Regions from separate parts of the Homo sapiens genome. Here regions 1, 2 and 4 are each linked to region 3. The links are chromatin loops, found by intact Hi-C in ENCODE. Cell type or tissue: PC-9. All regions are shown on one strand. Region 1 overlaps MYHAS (myosin heavy chain gene cluster antisense RNA). Region 2 overlaps GAS7 (growth arrest specific 7). Region 3 overlaps USP43 (ubiquitin specific peptidase 43). Region 4 holds the start of USP43 (ubiquitin specific peptidase 43).

Region 1 (5,000 bases), 890 kb after region 3:
GAGGGTTATTTGAGGTTAGATGAGTCAACTTGGCAGGGAGGGAGTGGTTACTGTTCTGAATTTGGCTAAGGGAGCATGGCAGGGTCCAACTACAGTATAGTATGGGAATTTCAGGTTGGGGGGCTTCTCATCTTATGCCTGTTGTCAGGGTAAGCCCGTAAGTGTGGGGGCACCCTTGCAGAGAGTAGCCCAGGTTCATTCTGAATTTGGAGAGACCAAGAAATTTCAGTCCGTGTCAGAGAAACTGATCCTTGGTTGGGCCTGACTTGGGCTGGGGAAGGGATGGCAAGTAGAACAGTGCTTGGCACATAGAGGTACCAGAAATATCTGCTGAATGACGGTGCCGCTGATGTCACTGAGCGGTCGGTAGCCACGGTCCGTCATGAGAGGCTGAGAGAGATTCTCAGGCCAGGCTTGGCGGGAAATGCTGTAATTTACGATTGCTCTGCCACAGGTGCAGGTGAGTGAGTGGAAGGGGCACGATGCAGGTGCAGGACCTGTGGTGGGACGTCAGAACTGGAGTCTGAATATGTTGCAGTGACCCTCAGTTGCAGACGGGAATCAGAGAAGAGTCTGGGCACATCCACTTTTGGATAACCTGACACTAAGGGATTCTGCTGAGCTCAGACCTGGGCAGATTAGCAGACAGGACACCCCCAGGCTCAGCCCAAGGTGGTTAGAATTGAGGCAGCCTCCACCGCAGCTACCCTGGTGGGCCTGCATTTGACAGACCATAAAGTGATTCCCCTCATAAGTGACCCAACCCTGCCTTCTGGTGGTCATTTCCATCAACTGCACCTGGGTTTAAAAGGACTGGTGTGGGAGCTCCTTTTCCTCACCACTCTCCTCAGCTCTCCTCAGCACTGGGGCTTTAGGACTAATTTTACTAACTCACATGAACCCAGTTCTGCTGTGATGTGAGTGTAATAAGCAGGAAAAGTCAATGTACTTCAAGACTCCATCTGGTTCCACCCATTGTCTGAGACAATTCAGTTATAGTTATAACATGTGACAGGCATCATGCAGGGCCTTGAATTTGCTTCGTAGCAGAAATCTTTTAAGGCAGGTACTATAATTATTCACGTTACCGAGGAGGAAACTGAGGCTCAGAGAGGCGCTGTTATTCTTGCTGCAAGACTATGACATTCAGCTGGGTGCGATGGCTCACACCTGTAATTCCAGCACTTTGGGAAGGTGACGGGGCAGGATTTCTGGAGCCCAGGAGTTTGAGACCAGCCTGGGCAACATAGTGATACCCTGTCTATACAAAAATTTTTTTTTAATTATCCAGACGTGGTGGCGAGTGCCTGTGGTCCCAGCTACTGGGGAGGCTGAAGCAGGAGGAACACTTGAGCCAGGGAGGTCTAGGCTGCAGTGAGCTGAGATGGCGCCACTGCACCACTGCACTCCAGCCTGGGTGAGAGTGAGACCCTGTCTCAGATAGATGGATAGGTAGGCAGATAGATAGATGATAGATAGATAGATAGATAGATAGATAGATAGATAGGTATGACATTCAGTTTTGGGTGCCACCAACCTGTTAACAATGGCACCTCCTCACCTTACCCCAGTCCATCCTTCAGACAGTGGAATTGAGGAGAATGGACAGGGAGGGGCACTTTCTATTTTATGTTTTACAAATGTATTTTTATAATGAGCATATATTATCTCTATAATTCTTTTTTAAATTGTAGACTAAATTCTGGGTGTCATCCCTGATGAAGGGATCTTGCCAGCCTAGGAAGGAGGAGGCAGGATACAGGAACTGGAGCTCCTTCACCTTGAGAGAACAGGGGTTCATAGGAGTATGGTGGCTGTCTAATGACCCTGGAAGATCCAAGAGAGCAGATTTATTCCGTGTGTGTCTCCAGCGCCCAGACCCAGGGTCAGGAGGTGGAGTTCTCAAAACGGGAGTTCAGCTGTGTGACAAAGCATCTTGCTAGCCAGGAGGGGCTGCCTTCTGCTGGAAAAAGTGGGATAACTTTGAAAGAACTTAAGCTGGAAGTTACTGGGATGTTTATACAGGAGAGTCAGTGGTGGGGAGAAGATTGGGGTTTAAAATATTAAAGCTATGGCAGGGTGCTGTGGCTCACGCCTGTAATCCCAGCACTTTGGGAGGCTTGAGGCTGGAGGAACGTTTGGGCCCAGGAGTTCAAGACCAGCCTGGGCAACGTAGTGAGACTCTGTCTCCACAAAAAAATTTTAAAAAGCATGGTGGTGTGCGGCCGAGCGCGGTGGCTCACGCCTGTAATCCCAGCACTTTGGGAGGCCAAGGCGGGCGGATCACGAGGTCAGGAGATCGAGACCATCCTGGCTAACACAGTGAAACCCCATCTCTACTAAAAATAATAATAAAAAAAATTAGCCGGGCATGGTGGCGGGCGCCTGTAGTCCCAGCTACTTGGGAGGCTGAGGCAGAAGAATGGCGTGAACCCGGGAGGCGGAGCTTGCAGTGAGCCAAGATGGCACCACTGCACTCCAGCCTGGGCGACAGAGACTCCGTCTCAAAAAAAAAACAACAAAGCAGAACAAACAAACAAACAAACATACAAACAAAAACATGGTGGCGTGCGCCTGTAGTCCCAGAGGCTGAGGCAGGAGGATCGCTTGAGCCTGGGAGGTTGAGGCTGCTGCGGGTCATGATTGCGCCCTACACTCCAGCAAAGCCTTTGATATTCCGGTCTCCCAGTCTGTGATCCTACCAGTGGGCTGCAGTACCCACTCCTGCCTCTAGGTGGCAGCCTTGGCTCTGTAAAACCCAGGTCTGTTTTTGGTGCCCTGGTTCCCACCCTTGGCTGGGTATTGTTTTCATCTGGAGATTTAGGGTATTGCAATCTACTGATGCCTGGGGCTGCACCTCCGGATATTCTGATTTAATTGGTCTCGGGTGGGACCTGGGAATTGGGAATTTTGAAAGCTCCTCAGGTGGCTCTAAGCCAAGGTTTGGAGTGACTGAGTGCTTAGACCCTGCCATTTCTGTGGGTTCGGTGAGCAGATTGTTTCATTTTATTTTCTTTCACTGTACTCTGCAGGGGGAGACTGGACCCATGGAGAGAAAGTAGGAGCATTAAAAGAGATGTCACCAGAAGCTACAAAACATACCAGCTCATTAAGATAGAGACAACAAAATAGGTCCCTCTAAAAATAGGAGAGAGAGAAGAAACAGGAGCTTAAACAGTGCCCATGAAGGAGTTACAGGCCTTTAACTCCCCCAGGAAGTGAATTTACTCCAGCCATGTAGAGGGCAGGGGAATGTTCCAGAAGGCAGGGTGACACGCTGGCCGGGGGCCAGAGACCTCTCTCTTTCTGGTAGCTTTAGCATGCGGCCAGGCAGTGGCAGTTCCGGAATTCAGGACTCTCTGGGGACCTGCGGGTATGGGCTGGCAGAAGGGGCTTCACAGGGAGAATAAGGGGCTTGCGGGGAGTTGGTTCCAGCCAGTGACAGTGAACTGACCCAGCCCAACACCTCTGTCCCTAGGCATGGTGGCTGCCCTCATATCTGCCCCAGCCCAGCACTGGGATCTCACAGAGAAAAAGGGCCTTCCGTAAAGGCAGAAAATAGCTATTGCCATAACTCTTCAAGATGCTGGGCCACAAACCACATTGCTGCGGCCCAAGCCCGGACTAGAGGGAGGCAAGTGAGGCACCCTCTTTGGCACAAAATCTAAGGGGACTGCAAAAAACCCTCATTAATCAAGGCCAGGTGCGGTGGCCCATGCCTGTAATCCCAGCACTTTGTGAGGCCGAGGCGGGTGGATCAGCTGAGGTCAGGAGTTCAAGACCAGCCTGGCCAACATGGTGAAACCCAGTCTCTAGTAAAAATACAAAAATTAGCTGGGCATGGTGCCGCGCACCTGTAATCCCAGCTACTAGGGAGGCTGAGGCAGGAAAATTGCTTGAACCCAGGAGGCGGAGCTTGCAGTGAGCCGAGATCGTGCCACTGCACTCCAGCCTGGGCGACAAAGTGAGACTCCAACTCAAAAAAAAAAAAAAAAAAAACCAAAAAAAAAAAAACCAGAAAAAGCTCAATAATCAAAATTAATCATATTGTATTGCAATACTTTTTAAAATCAAGGTTAGTGCAAAAAACACCCATGATTAACAAAATTTTAAATGAAGATGGGATGGGTGTTCCTGCCTTTATGAGCCTAAATGGCTTCTCTTGCCTTTACTCCTCTGTGGCACAGCACGGCTCTGGACTTCTGTAAGGGAGTCTTCTATTTTTCACCCACACCTTGCAGGAGCCACCAGTCAGCTTTGGCACCTCAAGAACTTTAGCACTCAGGGTGAGGCCAGGCTAGAGACCCTGATGCCTGGCAGAGCAGCAGTGCCACCTAGTGGCTCACGCCTATAATCCCAGCACTTTGGGAGGCTCTAGTGCCAAGGCATGAAGGGTGATGCCAGACAGAGCAACAGAGAGGGCCAGAAGCTGTCCGGAAGAGAGGGTTTTCCAGAGCACAGGAGCACGGGAGCCTCTGCATGGGCAGCTGCACGGGCGGAGCTGAGGTGGGGCAGCAGGGAGGCTGAATGAACAGATGAGGCAGGAGCAGGGAAGAGTCAGTGTTGCTGAGACTGATTTTTCCTGCAGGCAGAAAATTCCCATGCACAGTCTTAGCACCGCCACAGGCAGATGGGGTGACCTGGAAGCAGTCGCCCCTCCTTGTCCTCATCTATGAAACAGGAGGGTCAGCACAGACCGTCTGTCTCTGTGGCTTGCATATTCTTCAGAACTTGTGCCCAAGTTTCCATTTCCAGGGACGGGTGTGAGAAATCAGCTTCCGAGCGACAAAACAGTCTCCTGTTGGCAGCTCCAGGCCGCCCCCCCCCTTTGTTTTTTTTTTTTTTTTTTTGAGACGGAGTCTCGCTCTGTCGCCCAGGCTGGAGTGCAGTGGCGTGATCTCGGCTCACTGCAAGCTCCGCCTCCAGGGTTCACGCCATTCTCCTGCCTCAGCCTCCCGGTAGCTGGGACTACAGGCACGCGCCACCGCGCCCAGCTTTTT
Region 2 (5,000 bases), 200 kb after region 3:
AGGGGCACCCCCACTTCCCCAGGCAAGTGAGGATGAGTCTGGGGTAGCGACCTGGCAGGAAGGTGAGAGACACCCCCTGACACGTGGCTGCCTATCAGGTCTCAGCTTAGGCAGGTCACCTTAGCTCAGGAGGCCCCCACACACGTCTACAGGATAAGTGGTTAGCAACTAGAGCCTTCTGATTTCCCCATCTGTTAACTACTTTTTTTCTGAGCTTCTGCAGCTTTTAAATTTTTAGAATTTTTTACTATTTATGGTTTATAATATGCTGTTTTGAAATATGTATATATTGTGGAATGGCTAAATCAAGTTAATAATCAATGGGCTGGGCACGGTGGCTCATGCCTGTAATCCCAGCACTTTGGGAGGCCAAGGCAGGTTGATCACCTGAGGTCAGGAGTTCGAGACCAGCCTGGCCAACATGGTGAAACCCCATCTCTACTACATACACACACACACACACACACACACACACACACACACACACACACAAATTAGCTGGGAGTGGTGGCAGGTGCCTGTAATCCCAGCTACTCAGGAGGCTGAGGCAGGAAATCACTTGAACCTGGGAGGTTGCAGTGAGCCGAGATTGTGCCACTGCACTTCAGCCTGGGTGACAGAGTGAGACTTGGTCTCAAAAAAAAAAAACAAAACAAACAAACAAAAAACAATAATAATCAATGACCTCACACACTTATTTTATCCCACAGCTTCTTGCACGGCTTTGTTCTTATGTCTCTCTCCCTTATTTTCCGAACTGAGAGCTTTCTGGGGACAGAAACCACATCAGCGTCTGTGTCTCCAAGCACTCAGCACAGTGACTGGGGTACGCGGCTTCAGTAAAGAACAGTCGAATGAATGCCATTCAATTAGAAGGTCTCAGGTCAGTCCTATTTATCGAACATCTACTCCATGGCAGGTGCTGAGAATACAAAGGTGAGCTAGACAGGGTCCAAACCTCGAGGAACTGATGGTGGGAACTGTTGGAGACCTGCTGGAAACTCACAAGGGCAACTGTCCCGCATTGCGCTCATAAAGACATTCTCAGCTTGCTGGGCTGCCTGGAGCACAGGCAAAGGGAACCGCCCTGTATCCCAGGGGCCAGAGAAAAGGGTTTATGCTGTCAGAAGAGCTGGGTGGCATCAGGGTTTTAAGCTTTTTTCTTCTCTTTTATTCCTTCCCTCTTTCCCATCCCACCCCCCTTTAAAAGAACTTTTCCTTAAAATTTGTTCCTTTTGTTTGTGAGCATAACATTTATTTATTTTTTATTTATTTATTTATTTTTTTGAGACAGAGTCTCGCTCTGTCGCCCAGGCTGGAGTGCAGCGACGCGATCTCGGCTCACTGCAAGCCTCGCCTTCCAGGTTCACGCCATTCTCCTGTCTCAGCCTCCCGAGTAGCTGGGACTACAGGCACCTGCCACCACGCCCGGCTAATTTTTTTTTTTTTTTTGTATTTTTAGTAGAGATGGGGTTTCACCGTGTTAGTCAGGATGGTCTCGATCTCCTGACCTCGTGATCCGCCCGCCTCGGCCTCCCAAAGTGCTGGGATTACAGGCGTGAGCCACCGTGCCCAGCCCATAACATTTATAAGAAAACAGATCAACGGGACCTGCTGTGGTCAAAGCCAGGTGGCACCCTAGCCCTGTGCACCCCTCCCACCCCACTGCCTGGAATCAGGCAACTCTCTTCAACCTATGACCACCCCACCACCGCAAATCTGCCTCCACCGGTCTTAGAGGTGTCTCTAGGGAGCACAGCTCAACTTCCCTGGACAGATGATATCCCAACGAGGGTTCTGTGACTTCTCTCCTCTCCCTCAGGTTTTTGCTGTACAATATCTTTTTCTCTGGATACAACCAGGACTTAGGTGTCCCTATTCTAAGCAACTGACTTACACGGGGCTGGGAGCTCCAAGCGGGCAGGGGCCCCATCTGGGTTGAGCACTGCTGTGCCCAGTGTCTGACCTGGGCTGGGGCTGGGTGGGTGCCCCTTCTGTGTTTGTAGAGAGAATGACAAACTCTTCAGAGCTCAATCCCCTGGGTGACAAGAAGACAGCTTTGTCGCTGGATGACCGTCACAGACTAACAGAGAACTGGCCATCCAAACACCCCTCTCTCCTCCTCGTGTTAGTTGTAAATATGTCCTACTATTTTTTTTGAGCCCCTGGAACCTTCCCTGTATAGGAAAACATCCCCACCTGGCGGCAGTTTGCAGGATGCTACAAAAATCTTGAGAGCTTACGAGAATAAATAAACCCCTTTCCCACGTATATAGGTTTGGCATTTGCTGAGTAGGAGCAGCTGTACGACTCCGGGAATCTGGGAGAGTTAGCTCAGCCTGCTGACTCAGAAACTCCGGGGTCTCTAAGGACATGGAAAGCAAGTGACTTTCAGGCTTTAATACGCCCAGGAATGACCTGAAGAGTTTTCAACATTAAGGTTTCCTGGACCCCAGCCCCAGGTTCTGTGGTCTGGGGAAAAGCCCATGAACCTGCCAATATGCCAGGAAGCTTTCCCCAAATTCAAATGACATTCTGGAAGCGTGACGCTGCTAACTATCACAAGTGATTTGATTCCACAGATGAGGATGCCTGGCATCTCCATCTCGCTACAGACATCAAGTATTTTATTTATTTATTTATTTTTTTGAGACGGAGTCTCACTCTGTCTCCCAGGCTGGAGTGCAATGGCGCAATCTTGGCTCACTGCAAGCTCCACCTCCCAGGTTCAAGCCGTTCTCCTGCCTCAGCCTCCCAAGTAGCTGGGATTACAGGCACCCGCCACCAAACCTGGCTAATTTTTTTTTGTATTTTTAGTAGAGACGGGGTTTCACCATGTTAGCCAGGATGGTCTTGATCTCCTGACCTCATGATCCGCCCGCCTCGGCCTCCCAAAGTGCTGGGATTACAGGTGTGAGCCACTGTGCCCGACGATATTAAGTACTTTTAAAAGACAGTTTTTTTTTTCCTTTAAAATGGTTAGGCTGGTATCTTTAGTACCCATTCTTAACTTTTAAGCATCTCTGTTGAACCAGGAATCAGAAGTCCTTCCTCAAAGTGTCCTCACAGACTCAGGCCGGCCTGTCATGGCCCATCAGTTTTTCTTTCCAAAACTCTCGCTCTCTTTGCTTCCTTTTCATCTCACACATCAGAAGAGAATAAGAGAAGTTCCAAGTTGGTAGGAATTTCAGACACTGTCTAGTCTGATATTTTTCAGACGGTGTGCGGCCGAGAGTTGTGAAATCGATTTAATGGGCCAGGACCAGCTTTTTGGTGAGAACAGACCAGACTTGAACAGAAAATACCAGAGTACATTTTAAGTAGGAGGATAAATACTGTTTTATGAAACGTTTGTTTCAGCTACAGATGTGTGTGAATGTCTGTGTGCAGATATCGGAGTGGATACCTACAGACAGGTTCTGAATGCTCACATAAAATGCATCATTGTAAGTCACTGTCAGATAAGTGTAAAGAGACTGATCTGGTCTGAATTCTTCATTTCATATGTGAAGAAATGAAACCCCAGGGGAGCTAAGTGACTTGCTCAAGGTCACAGAGCTTGTTAGTGACAATACTGAGATACAACTCATGTCTCCTCACTCCTGTCCCCTAAATCTTCTGATGGAACGCAGAGCCTCTACCGCATGAGATTTTCTATCAGCAGAAGGAATTCTGCTCTTCTCCCTTCTTCAGCAGGAGCCAGGTATAACTTTCTTTGTATACGGCTCTCTCATTTCTTTAGCAATCTGTTGCTATTAGCAATGGCTTGAGCTAATGGACCAGAAAAACCACAAAAATTGCTGCAACAAAATTGCATTTCTTAAAGAGCTTTTACCCCTGACACAGAGCATTCAGAGCAGAATTTCAATAAGTCTTTTGGAGCAGACATTAAAAACGGTTTTTGGCATATGGAGCTATATTATTCATGGCAGTCAAATACATCCTTGGAGCCACTTTCTTCTCAAGGAATCGCCATAAAACCACTAGGCTGCTGCGATGACCGCTTGAGGCCACCAACACTGACCGACAGGCTGGAAGCAGCCGAGAGCCTCTCGTAGCAAAGTCTGTTTTGCATGACGGGTCTTCATGAGCTTCCTGTCAACTGAATGGTGAGGTCCACCCTGTGTCCTGAACACTAACTTAAAATGTTCTGAGCATGTGGTTGTCCAGGGCCAGTCTGCAGTAGCCCATTGGCAACCCCTGGAAAGGCACAGGCTCAAGAAGAGGCTGTGTTTTCAATGCCATTGGTCTGCCAAAGCAGGGGAGCTGCTGGAAGAAAAGCTCTGGGGACCAAGTCTCCCATTCGCTCAGTCCTTTCCTTTGCTTCCTCTGTGACTGAACCCACCTGGCTGTGTGACCATGGGCTGTGATCTCACCCCACCTCTTCTCACTGTGAAATGTGTATGCTATCTCGCGTGGTGGTTGACGGCAATGAGTTATATCCTGCACACAGCCATCCACACCACTTATGTCACCACTACCACGTCGGAGAGAGTTTTGCCACCTGTTGAGCACTCTAAACAATCAAGAATCAGGGGTCCTGCTGATGGGGAGTAAATGCCACCAAGATTCCCGGGGACCCAGCAGGTGACCTTTCCAAAGCTCGCAACTCTGGCTCCCAGCCCCACCCCATCACAATGGCAGCCCGCCCAGGATCTTCCCAGTCAATGGAAGTTTCTACCACAGCAGAGAATGGAGCTGCTGGGGGCCCCGACAGGGGAAGGGAGGCCTTGAGGGGAAAGCTACTCATGATCTGCAGCTGAAAAATAACTTGCTGTTTTGGATGCAATGCAGGAAAAAGATCCATTCACGGAGTTCCCTTCTCTGCCAGGACTTGAGTAGCAATTTTCTACTGAAGCGCTTGGTGTAATGAGGTTAGTTAGCATGCCTTCACTGGCTGGGAATTCTCACTCACATCTGGGTGTCAACTCAATCTTGGGGCACACTAAGCCATGGGGAGCTGTAGCAGCTCTGTTCCCTCTTCCAACCCAGCTCTTTAG
Region 3 (5,000 bases):
GTGCCGCTGACAGGGGGCTTTTTATGGCAGGAGTTCTGCTCCCTTTTGGAGCTTCTCTGTTTCATTGTTCATTCAGGCTGTTAGAACAGAATACCACGCCTGGGCAGCTTATCCACAACAGACATTTCTTCCCCACAGTCCTGCAGGCTGGAAGTCTGAGATCAGGGTGCCAGCATGATGGGGCCCTGGAGAGGTTCTTCCCGGCTGCAGACAGCTTCATGTGTCCTCACATGGCAGGAAGAGAGCTGGGTAGCTCTTCAACCTCTTCTTAGAAGGTCACTAATCCCATTCACGAGGGCTCTACCCTCAAGACCTAATTACCACCCAGCAGCATCACCCCCTTAAACCATCGCCTTGGGGACTAGAGCTTCAATGTATGAATCTCAGGGGACACAAACCTTCAGTCCATAGCACCCTCAAACACTATGATGAAGTGGCACAGTGAGAGTGGCCACCCGTGGGGCAGACTTCAGAGGTCACCCTGCAACCTTTCTCCAAATGTGTGTGACTGTCCTTGCGCCATGTAGGTTGTGTGTTTCAGTTGCGCCAGGTGGATTGTGTGTTTTAGCTGAAGATTTCTTTCTCAATGATTGCAGACATCATGTAAAACAAGGCATTTTAATGGTACAGTGACTGATGACTGAGAATTTCTTTCTTTTTTTTTTTGGAGATGGAGTCTTGCTCTGTCACCCAGGCTGGAGTGCAGTGGCATGATCTCAGCTCACTGCAACCTCCACCTCCACCTCCCGGGTTCAAGTGATTCTCCTGCCTCAGCCTCCTGAGTAGCTGGGATTATAGGCATGTGCCACCACGCCCAGCTAATTTTTGTATTTTAGTAGAGATGGGGTTTCACCATGTTGGTCAGGCTGGTCTCGAACTCCTGACCTTGTGACCCACCTGCCTCAGCCTCCCAAGACTGAGAATTTCTTAAGCAAAAATACACAACCTTGGTTGTACATATGTTCCTTTTAGAAATGTGGAGATATAGGAAAGAATTAAGAAAAAAAATCCATCACAAACAGCACTGCCATGGCCCTATCCACACCTTGTTTTTGGCATCTATTTCTCTATTCTTATTTGTATGTTTTCACATGCATGCATAATACATGCACGTGTATATATTTTTACAAGTTGTATAGGTTGGTGCAAAAGTAATTGTGGTTTTCACCATATTTTTTTAATTCCATTTTTTTTTTCTTTTTTAGCCCAGGGTAGGATATCTGAGATTCTTGCATTTGAAAGGTACAAGGACCTAATATGACCTAGAAAAGCAGGAACTTTTGCTGGGCATTCCGTTTCATAGGAATATTTAAAGATAGATGAAACTGATGTTCATTCTTAAGGCTAGATGCCCGTGAGACTGAGCTTTGCCAGGTGTCTGTGCTGCCCGGCATGTAGATACCTTCTTTGGCACTGGCTTACCCTGTGGCTTCAAACGTGTAAGTGGATATTGAGGAAGAGTGGGTGAAACCGTTGCTGTTCCCCAAAGGCAGGAACCCTATGTGGCTTCTTCACTGCTGTGTCTCCAGTGCCCAGCACAGTGCCTCCCACATCAGAGGTGCTCAGTGAACGTTAGATGACTGGCATTTCAGCTGTAGGGTGGCTTGTACACTGACAGTCTCTCTGTCTCTTTCAGGAGGGTTGGAGCCCAGGCGTTTGGTACGGGGCGTGAAAGGCAGAAGCATTAGCATGAAGGCACCCACCACTTCCCGAGCCAAGCAGGGACCATTCAAGACCATGCCTCTGCGGTGGTCCTTTGGATCCAAGGAGAAACCACCAGGTGCCTCCGTCGAGTTGGTGGAGTACTTGGAATCCAGACGAAGACCTCGGTCCACGAGCCAGTCCATTGTGTCGCTGTTGACGGGCACTGCGGGTGAGGATGAGAAGTCAGCATCGCCGAGGTCCAACGTCGCCCTTCCTGCTAACAGCGAAGATGGTGGGCGGGCCATTGAAAGAGGTCCAGCCGGGGTGCCCTGTCCCTCGGCTCAACCCAACCACTGTCTGGCCCCTGGAAACTCAGATGGTCCAAACACAGCAAGGAAACTCAAGGAAAATGCAGGGCAGGACATCAAGCTTCCCAGAAAGTTTGACCTGCCTCTCACTGTGATGCCTTCAGTGGAGCATGAGAAACCAGCTCGACCGGAGGGCCAGAAGGCCATGAACTGGAAGGAGAGCTTCCAGATGGGAAGCAAAAGCAGCCCACCCTCCCCCTATATGGGATTCTCTGGAAACAGCAAAGACAGTCGCCGAGGCACCTCTGAGCTAGACAGACCCCTGCAGGGGACACTCACCCTTCTGAGGTCCGTGTTTCGGAAGAAGGAGAACAGGAGGAATGAGAGGGCAGAGGTCTCTCCACAGGTGCCCCCCGTCTCCCTGGTGAGTGGCGGGCTGAGCCCTGCCATGGACGGGCAGGCTCCAGGCTCACCTCCTGCCCTCAGGATCCCAGAGGGCCTGGCCAGGGGCCTGGGCAGCCGGCTCGAGAGGGATGTCTGGTCAGCCCCCAGCTCTCTCCGCCTCCCTCGTAAAGCCAGCAGGGCCCCGAGAGGCAGTGCACTGGGCATGTCACAAAGGACTGTTCCAGGGGAGCAGGCTTCTTATGGCACCTTTCAGAGAGTCAAATATCACACTCTTTCTTTAGGTCGAAAGAAAACCTTACCGGAGTCCAGCTTTTGATGGAGCGTGTCAGTATTGTGTGACGCTGGCATTCTTGGGACTTTGCCAAGCAACTGTAGGCAGCTCATGTTGAGAATGGGTTTCCAGGAAACCCGTTGTCTTGTAATCTCTAAAAAAAAATTTTTTTTTTTTTGTGGTGGGGGGTCTCCATATCTAGACTTCCAACACCCAAGGTCCATATAACCCAAGGTCGAAAACCTTCCTGCATCATTGGGTGCTTTGCTACAGTTTGGCCACTAGAGGATGCTATTGGGTCAGTATTACCAGTTTCAGGGCAAGAACTGATATTTACTAAAGAGTTTTGGATGTGGGCAAACAAGATGAGGCTGGTTTAATAAGAATCTTCAATGTCATGTCAAATACTGTCAATGGCTTTTCCTTTTTCTTTCTTTTTTTTTTTTAAATTGTGGACTTAAAGAAAAATATTTTATTTTTAATGCTTTTCTGGGATAAGCATTAAAGATGCCAAAAAGAAAAAAAAAACAAAAGAATGATAGTGATGGTAAGGCAAGATTCTAGCAAAGAGAGATGGGAGATAAATGGCTGAGAGTTCAGGTGAATATTTAATATATTAAAAATTGTATTAAAGTTTTTCAAGGTATTTTAAAAATAACTATTTTGATACTAGAAAAAAAGTCCATTTTTTAATTTAAATATGAGATCTATGTACAATTTTAATAAAATCCTGTCCATGAAACACGCATGGCTGTCTGAATTATTCAAGTCTGATAAATGATCTTGTTTCATTTCTGCTGAGTAAACTTGGTTCGTTGCTATTGCTATCAGAAAGTAGTTACTTGAGTTCTTTCTAAAATCTAAAAGTGCTTTTCGTTCCAATGACTTGCTGTTTTCTAAAGAAGTGGAAGCCTCCTCAGGCCATTCTCCGGAGGGCTTGTACTTGAAAAGACGTGAGTTCCACATCTGCCTGACAGACTCTTAGTTGACTGTCCCGTTTCCTAAAGCTCTGCACACTCTTCAGTAGCGACTCTTACAAATATCCTATCATTTCTTACTTAGAAGCTGCTAAGCCTGACCCCAGGCCTGGGGCTCAACAGTTGAGGTCACCTGTACTTAAACAGTCCTTCTTCTGCAAATACTTCCTTTTTTGACGGGAAACATTTGTTCTCAAAAAAAAAAAAGAAAAAAAAAAAGACACCTGATCCCAAGAATTAAGTCTTCCTTCATACATATAGCATGACTCATTGACATGTCTCTGCTACATTTTTTTTCTCTTAAGAAGGAGAATGGGCTGGGCATGGTGGCTCATGCCTGTAATCCTAGCACTTTGGCAGGCGGAGGAAGGCAGATCACCTGAGGTCAGGAGTTTGAGACCAGCCTGGCCAACATGGCGAAACCCTGCTCTACTAAAAATAACAAAAATTAGCTGGACGTGGTGGTGTGCACCTGTAATCTCAGCTACTCGGGAGGCTGAGGCAGCAGAATTGCTTGAACCCAGGAGGCGGAGGTTGCAGCAAGCCGAGATCGAGCCATTGCACTCCAGCCTGGGCGACAGACTGGATTCCATCTCAAAAAAAAAAAAAAAAAAAACGAGGAATGGAGTCCATTTTTTACCCCAGTGAAAAAGACAACTTGCCTTTGATCAGAGCAACAGTTAGAAGGTAGAACTGAGATAACAGAGAAAGGAAGAAGACCCAGCCACCTGACCCCAGAGGACAATATGTATACCAGTAAACCTGTGTGTTTGCATTGCAAAAGAAGTCCATGTTCTCTTCAAGTCTTACACTGATGTACGCGTAGGCACTGTGGAAGACATGGTTGTCCAAGTCCTCTTGGGTAAATAGGAGTCTAGGAGTCTTCCTGCTTTATCTGGTTCTTTCTCCTCTGTTGACTCTTCAGAGGAATTTGTCACATTTAGTTTCCATGCTCTTCCTAAGCTCAGTCTCCCTTTCTTCCTCCTCCAAGAGATTGGGTTGGAACTCAGACATGCACCTCCCTGGCTTCTCTCTTCTAAGGACTCAACCTTTAGAATACTCTTGGGTTGTTGGGATATCATGAGAGGGTCCCAGGCCTTAGCAGTGTTCTCTGTAACACATTCACTCCAGGCTCTGAACTGTGGAGGTTCAGGAAGAGGCAATTACACTTGACCCCTGGTGGATATATATCCATCTGGGGTCGGCAACAAGGATGCCTGAGGCACCCTTGCATCCCCTTCCCTGAGGTCGCTTCTCCCTCTAGAAGGACCCAGTAGAAGGCTGTGAGAACAGAGCATGGGAAATGGTTGAGTCCAATTTCTGCCTGGAATGGAGGCAATAGGGTCATGGTTCCAACCTTGGCCATGCATCCGATGATAGGCTGCAGGCTTCTGG
Region 4 (5,000 bases), 84 kb before region 3:
TAGAAATGGGGCCTTTAAATGGCCTGGGCTGTCCAGCATACTTCTAAAGTCTTAAAAGCCAGTCTTTTAATTCCACTTTATTATTGCATGATGCGATGCCCTTCCCACCAAAACAAATGAATTAACCAATATTTCAAAGGGGCATTTACCACACAACATGCCGATTGGAACATCATTATCATTTCCTGCCAAGCTCTTTGATTCATCAGGATATTAACAAATAAATGCGGCCAGGCGTGGTGGCTCATGCCTGTAATCCTAGCACTTTGGGAGGCCAAGGCAGGTGGATCACCTGGGGTCAGGAGTTTGAGACCAGCCTGGCCAACATGGTGAAACCCTGTGTCTACTAAAAACACAAAAATTAGCCGGGCGTGGTGGTGCACGCCTATAATCCCAGCTACTTGGGAGGCTGAGACAGGAGAATTGCTTGAGCCTGGGAGGCGGAGGCTGCAGTGAGCTGAGATCATGCCACTCCACTCCAGCCTGAGTGACAGACAGTCCGTCTCAATAAATAAATAAGTAAAAAATAAATAAATGCATGAAATGAATTAAGTTTCACAAGTACATTGACTACAAAGCAGGTATCAAACTAGACACAGTGTGATCCCAATCATATATATGATGTATATGTATACCAGTATACTTATAGAGAAAAGACTGGAAGGAACTAAGCCAAGATATTACTAGTGGTTATTTCTGGGTAGTGGGATGAAATGTGATTTTACCTCTTTGTATTTCCCCCTCCTCTTCAAATTTACTGCAACAGATAGATTTTTATAATCAAGTAAAAGTGTTATTATAAAGACAGATACATGGGGACCATGTTGAAAATGATCCAGTTATTTGAAATCAGGGCTGTTTCTCTCTCTCCTATTGCAGCAATGCCATATACGTGTTTATCTTTTTCAGGTGGAAATGACCATCTGGTCAAAGTTTGGGATTATAATGAGGGTGAAGTGACTCACGTTGGGGTGGGACACAGTGGCAACATCACACGCATCCGCATAAGTCCAGGAAATCAATATATTGTTAGTGTAAGTGCCGATGGAGCCATTTTGCGATGGAAGTACCCATATACCTCCTGAAGCTGATGAGATGTCTCTGAGCCTTGGCGTTGCACGCAGTCCTGTTGAAGACTGAGTTTAGATAACTCCAACACTAGTCTTCATTTCTCACAGCTCTGTTTTTGTTCTTGAGTCAATTTTTCTCTTTTTCTTTATAGAATGCATTTTATATTCTTAAATTGCATATTAAAATTGAAGTATGTTCAAGAATAATTTGTGCAGACTCTAATTAGAACTTTTAACATTTTGAATAAATTCTTAGTTGTTGGTTTTCTGTTATAATTTGTTTTCTGCAACTCTGCAAAACCCACAGACCTTCCTCATGATCTGTGCACAGACAGCATTGCTATTATCCTCTAAAAATAAGGTGAGGTGAATTTCCTTCTTAATTGCCATTTCATTGGTCAAGCTATATGGGACTAGACTCAGATTTAAATCCAGATCTTGGGCAGGCTTCTTAAAAATTCTCTGAGCCACAATTTTCTCTTTTGTCAAGCAAGAGTAAGTTCCTGCTCAAAAGGTTATTGTGAGAATTAAGTGACTAATGTACTAAAGCATCGGCAGAATTCCTGACAGGGTAGAGAGAAATATGCATGCTTTCTCAAAGAAAATGTGTGGTGTTGGGGATCTCAGGACAATTACCAAAGAAAGATGAAATTACAGAGATGCTTTATTGGAGTTGGCCATTACATCTTTCTTCTGTGCTTTCCACCAGAAGGGTGATGAAATGGACCTTGTGTCCTTGTGTATTAATCACCCAGCCGGGTATCTTTTTCCAGAGAGGGGTAAATAATGGCATTTTCCAGAACGCAAGTCTCCGATTCACAGTACCGTCTGATGTTTTAAGCATGTTATTTATCCTTTAAGTAAGGCTGCTTTTTTGCATGAGGTAACTGCTGTAACCCGGTTTGAAAGATCAAGTTTTTTGTTTGTTTGTTTGTTTTTTGAGACGGAATTTAGCTCTTGTCGCAATTTAGCTCTTGTCGCCCGGCTGGAGTGCAATGGCGCGATCTCGGCTCACTGAATCAAGCGATTCTCCTGCCTCAGCCTCCTGAGTAGCTAGGATTACAGGCATGCGCCACCACGCCTGGCTAATTTTGTATTTTTAGTCGAGACGGGGTTTCACCATGTTGGCCAGGCTGGTCTTGAACTCCTGACCTCAGGTGATCCGCCCGTCTCGGCCTCCCAAGGTGCTGGGATTACAGGCGTGAGCCACCGCGCCCGGCCAGGATCAAGAATATTTAATAAATGATGATCACTTATTAAACAACAAGTAACATTTCAGAGCGTTAGAATACTGCATCTCACATGGTGCTGATCTCTTCCTGAGCTAGAAATTGACGAGAAAGTCATTTTGCAAGACCTTGCCTGATTAATTATAAACCTGACAGTTGCATGGGATAAAGTGAGGGGTGGGGGAGGGGCCCAGGGTTACCCAGGGAATCAAGGGCGGGGCAAGGCCAAACTAATTCTGATTGGGCAATCATTCAACAAGGATCGTGCGTTAAGGAGTGAACCAGAAACCGCGTAGGGGGCGCGCCTGAGAGCCTGAAAACTTCCTGGTTAGCAAATACTGAGGCTGGAAAGGGCCTGAACTTGGCAGTCCATAGATCCAGGTCGAGTTCCGGTTTCCCTGCTTACGGATCGGGCGGCCTCCCTACGTTGCGATAACCTCTCTGAGCCCCCTTCCTTGCCGATTAAAGCAAGGGTGATCAAGTCTTGCAAGTTTTTGGAAAATGATTCTAACCCAATCTGTGGTGTAAAAAAGCAAACCACAACCACTCGGGGGCTTTTTTCACAGGGCAACACGTGGCTCCCAGTTCAGGTCCCGGGTTGGCGGGTGCAGGCACAGACTCTGCCTCCCCCCAAGGGGCAGACGGTCTGGAAGGAGGTGGCGACACCTGTCCGCACACACCTGAGCCTGCGGAGGAACCAGCGGTGCACAAAAGCGCTCCCCACCCCCACACAGCGCCCAGCGCGCGCCTCTCACCACGCCCGAGGCTGTGCTCTGGAGATGCCTGCCTTGCCCTTTTCTTCCTGCAGTAGCCAGGCCTTTACCATTTACTAGGCGCTTTCAGAATGTTCATTTCTCCGTAATTTCCACTGCTTGAAGGCTGCTCGAGGAACAGGAGCAGCGGCGAAACCCAGGTCTGTCGGTTTACGAGGTAAGGAAGGGTGGGGAATCCGACCACGAAGACTCCCAGTCAGCGCAGCGGGGGCGGCACCAGGCAGGGGTAGGGGTGGCCCGGCGCTGCCCTGGAGGGGGCTGGTCGTGCCGCCGGATTCCCGCGCGGGGCGGGGCTGCCCCGCCCTTGGCTCCGCCTCCGCCCCGTCCCCGCACACCTGGCCCGCAGGTAGCCGGCACCAGGAGCCTTAGAGAAGCTGTAGGGCCTGCTGGCCGCTCGTCCGCCTCGCGCCCGGGGGCTCCGCGCCTGGAGCTGCGCCGGCGGCAGCCATGGACCTGGGCCCCGGGGACGCGGCAGGAGGGGGACCGCTCGCGCCCCGGCCCCGCCGCCGCCGCTCCCTGCGCCGCCTGTTCAGCCGCTTCCTGCTGGCGCTGGGCAGCCGCTCACGCCCCGGGGACTCACCGCCCCGGCCCCAGCCGGGACACTGTGATGGCGACGGTGAGGGGGGCTTCGCCTGCGCCCCGGGCCCAGTTCCAGCGGCCCCCGGGAGCCCCGGGGAGGAACGCCCGCCCGGACCCCAGCCCCAGCTCCAGCTCCCCGCCGGCGATGGGGCGCGGCCGCCGGGCGCTCAGGGCTTGAAGAACCACGGCAACACCTGTTTCATGAACGCGGTGGTGCAGTGTCTCAGCAACACCGACCTGCTGGCCGAGTTCCTGGCGCTGGGGCGCTACCGGGCGGCTCCGGGCCGCGCCGAGGTCACCGAGCAGCTGGCGGCGCTGGTGCGCGCGCTCTGGACTCGCGAATACACGCCCCAACTTTCCGCGGAGTTCAAGGTAGGCAGCGCTGCGCCGCCGACCGCCCTGTCCCCCTGGTTTCGCCTCTTGAAAAGTGTGTGCACGATCAGGAAAGGGTTTTCTTGGGGCCTTCTTTAAATGCCGTTGACCAGTTCAGCCCCGGATTACCGGCTTTGTTTTGAGTCGATGTGTTACGCTGTCGCTTGCTTATGTTTTCTTTGTAAATTAATTCTCCTAGGTATTTTGAGAGGGAGTGGGGTGAGCTGGCAGATTGAAGGGTAATCAGCGTTTTTGGATTCAACAAGCATTTGTTGAAGTATTGAAGGCTTGTGGGCCAGACAGTGTTCTAATGCCAGCTCTAGAGCTTCCAGTCTGGAATGATGTGGGGTAGGGAATGGGATGTTGAAGGCCAAGGCCTCAGAGGAAGGAGGTGATGCTTGCGTTGAGATCTGAATGATGAGAAGGATGCAGTCAGGGCAAGCTGTAGGACTAATCCAGGCAGGAGGAACAGCAAGTACAATTGCCATAGACCCGAAGGAGCTGAGTGCTGGAGACAGGGAAAGAAAAGCAGTGGCGTTGGAGCTTAGGAGGCAGATGAGTTTCGCCAGATCACGTAAGACCTAGGAGGCAACGGTAAAGAGTTTGGATTTTATTCTAAGCCCAGTGGAATCTGACAACCTACAGGCCAGGTACCGTGCTGAGTGCCCAGCAAAGGCAGTGAGCGTGCTATTTTGGAGATAGCATCCTTTTGTTTAAGGCGCATTCAATCCCCTACAATGTATGAGCACGGGCTTGCATTTTATTGTCTGCAAGATCACGGTCTACTTACTCGGGTTGCTGCCGGGTCGTGAGGCTTTGTAAATTGTTTGTATCACTTCACCCGGGATTAAAACGGGGTGTTTGTTTGGGGTCCCAGTTGGATTAAAGCGTTCCTGATAATTGATGCACATGGCTTGCTTCCTGCAAAAAAAAAAAAAAAAAAAAGAAAAAAAAGAAAAAAAAAGAAGAAGAAACCC

Evidence for each region. A loop is a pair of places that touch in the nucleus more often than their neighbours do. Peaks named below come from ENCODE experiments on the same cell type or tissue, not always from the same donor. Only the 100,000 strongest peaks of a DNase experiment are listed, where the experiment ranks them.
Region 1: it touches region 3 in a loop (8-fold over the local background); 14 of 110 quality-filtered maps call a loop at or near these places.
Region 2: it touches region 3 in a loop (23-fold over the local background); 16 of 110 quality-filtered maps call a loop at or near these places.
Region 4: a loop joins it to region 3, with 5 times the contacts of the local background. A loop is called at or near these places in 4 of 110 quality-filtered maps.

Annotation. Positions count from the first base shown.
Region 1 is chr17:10,613,968-10,618,967 of GRCh38, forward strand. All of the region lies in intron 10 of MYHAS (myosin heavy chain gene cluster antisense RNA), which reads left to right. Among named protein-coding and RNA genes, the nearest start is that of MYH3, 41 kb to the right of the region's middle. RefSeq lists enhancers at 3,511-4,011, 4,014-4,514, 4,515-5,000. In PC-9, CTCF peaks have their summits at 720, 2,724 (motif pointing right), 2,926, 4,334 (motif pointing left) and 2 weaker places; a DNase peak (open chromatin) is centred at 4,334.
Region 2 is chr17:9,926,844-9,931,843 of GRCh38, forward strand. The region is part of intron 9 of GAS7 (growth arrest specific 7); the gene reads right to left. Among named protein-coding and RNA genes, the nearest start is that of RCVRN, 24 kb to the left of the region's middle. In PC-9, a CTCF peak has its summit at 2,224 (motif pointing left); a DNase peak (open chromatin) is centred at 2,208; H3K27me3 peaks cover 2,073 bases.
Region 3 is chr17:9,726,318-9,731,317 of GRCh38, forward strand. USP43 (ubiquitin specific peptidase 43) reads left to right here. Exons shown (of 15, transcript NM_153210.5): 15 at 1,637-3,370. The coding sequence ends at 2,673. Among named protein-coding and RNA genes, the nearest start is that of DHRS7C, 63 kb to the right of the region's middle. RefSeq lists enhancers at 1,308-1,808, 1,809-2,309. In PC-9, a CTCF peak has its summit at 2,894 (motif pointing right); DNase peaks (open chromatin) are centred at 2,904 and 3,864; H3K27ac peaks cover 402 bases.
Region 4 is chr17:9,642,114-9,647,113 of GRCh38, forward strand. CFAP52 (cilia and flagella associated protein 52) reads left to right here. Exons shown (of 14, transcript NM_145054.5): 14 at 910-1,334. The coding sequence ends at 1,085. It overlaps USP43 (ubiquitin specific peptidase 43), which reads left to right and starts at 3,404. Exons shown (of 15, transcript NM_153210.5): 1 at 3,404-4,023. The coding sequence starts at 3,520. It overlaps LOC124903924 (a long non-coding RNA gene), which reads right to left and starts at 3,314. Exons shown (of 2, transcript XR_007065615.1): 1 at 3,123-3,314; 2 at 1,717-2,394. It overlaps LOC107985011 (a long non-coding RNA gene), which reads right to left. Exons shown (of 3, transcript XR_001752790.2): 2 at 4,814-4,944; 3 at 3,992-4,604. RefSeq lists a silencer at 3,277-3,336 and enhancers at 3,645-4,292, 4,982-5,000. In PC-9, CTCF peaks have their summits at 2,611 and 2,812; DNase peaks (open chromatin) are centred at 2,598, 3,028, 3,168 and 3,918; H3K4me3 peaks cover 2,955 bases; H3K27ac peaks cover 2,700 bases.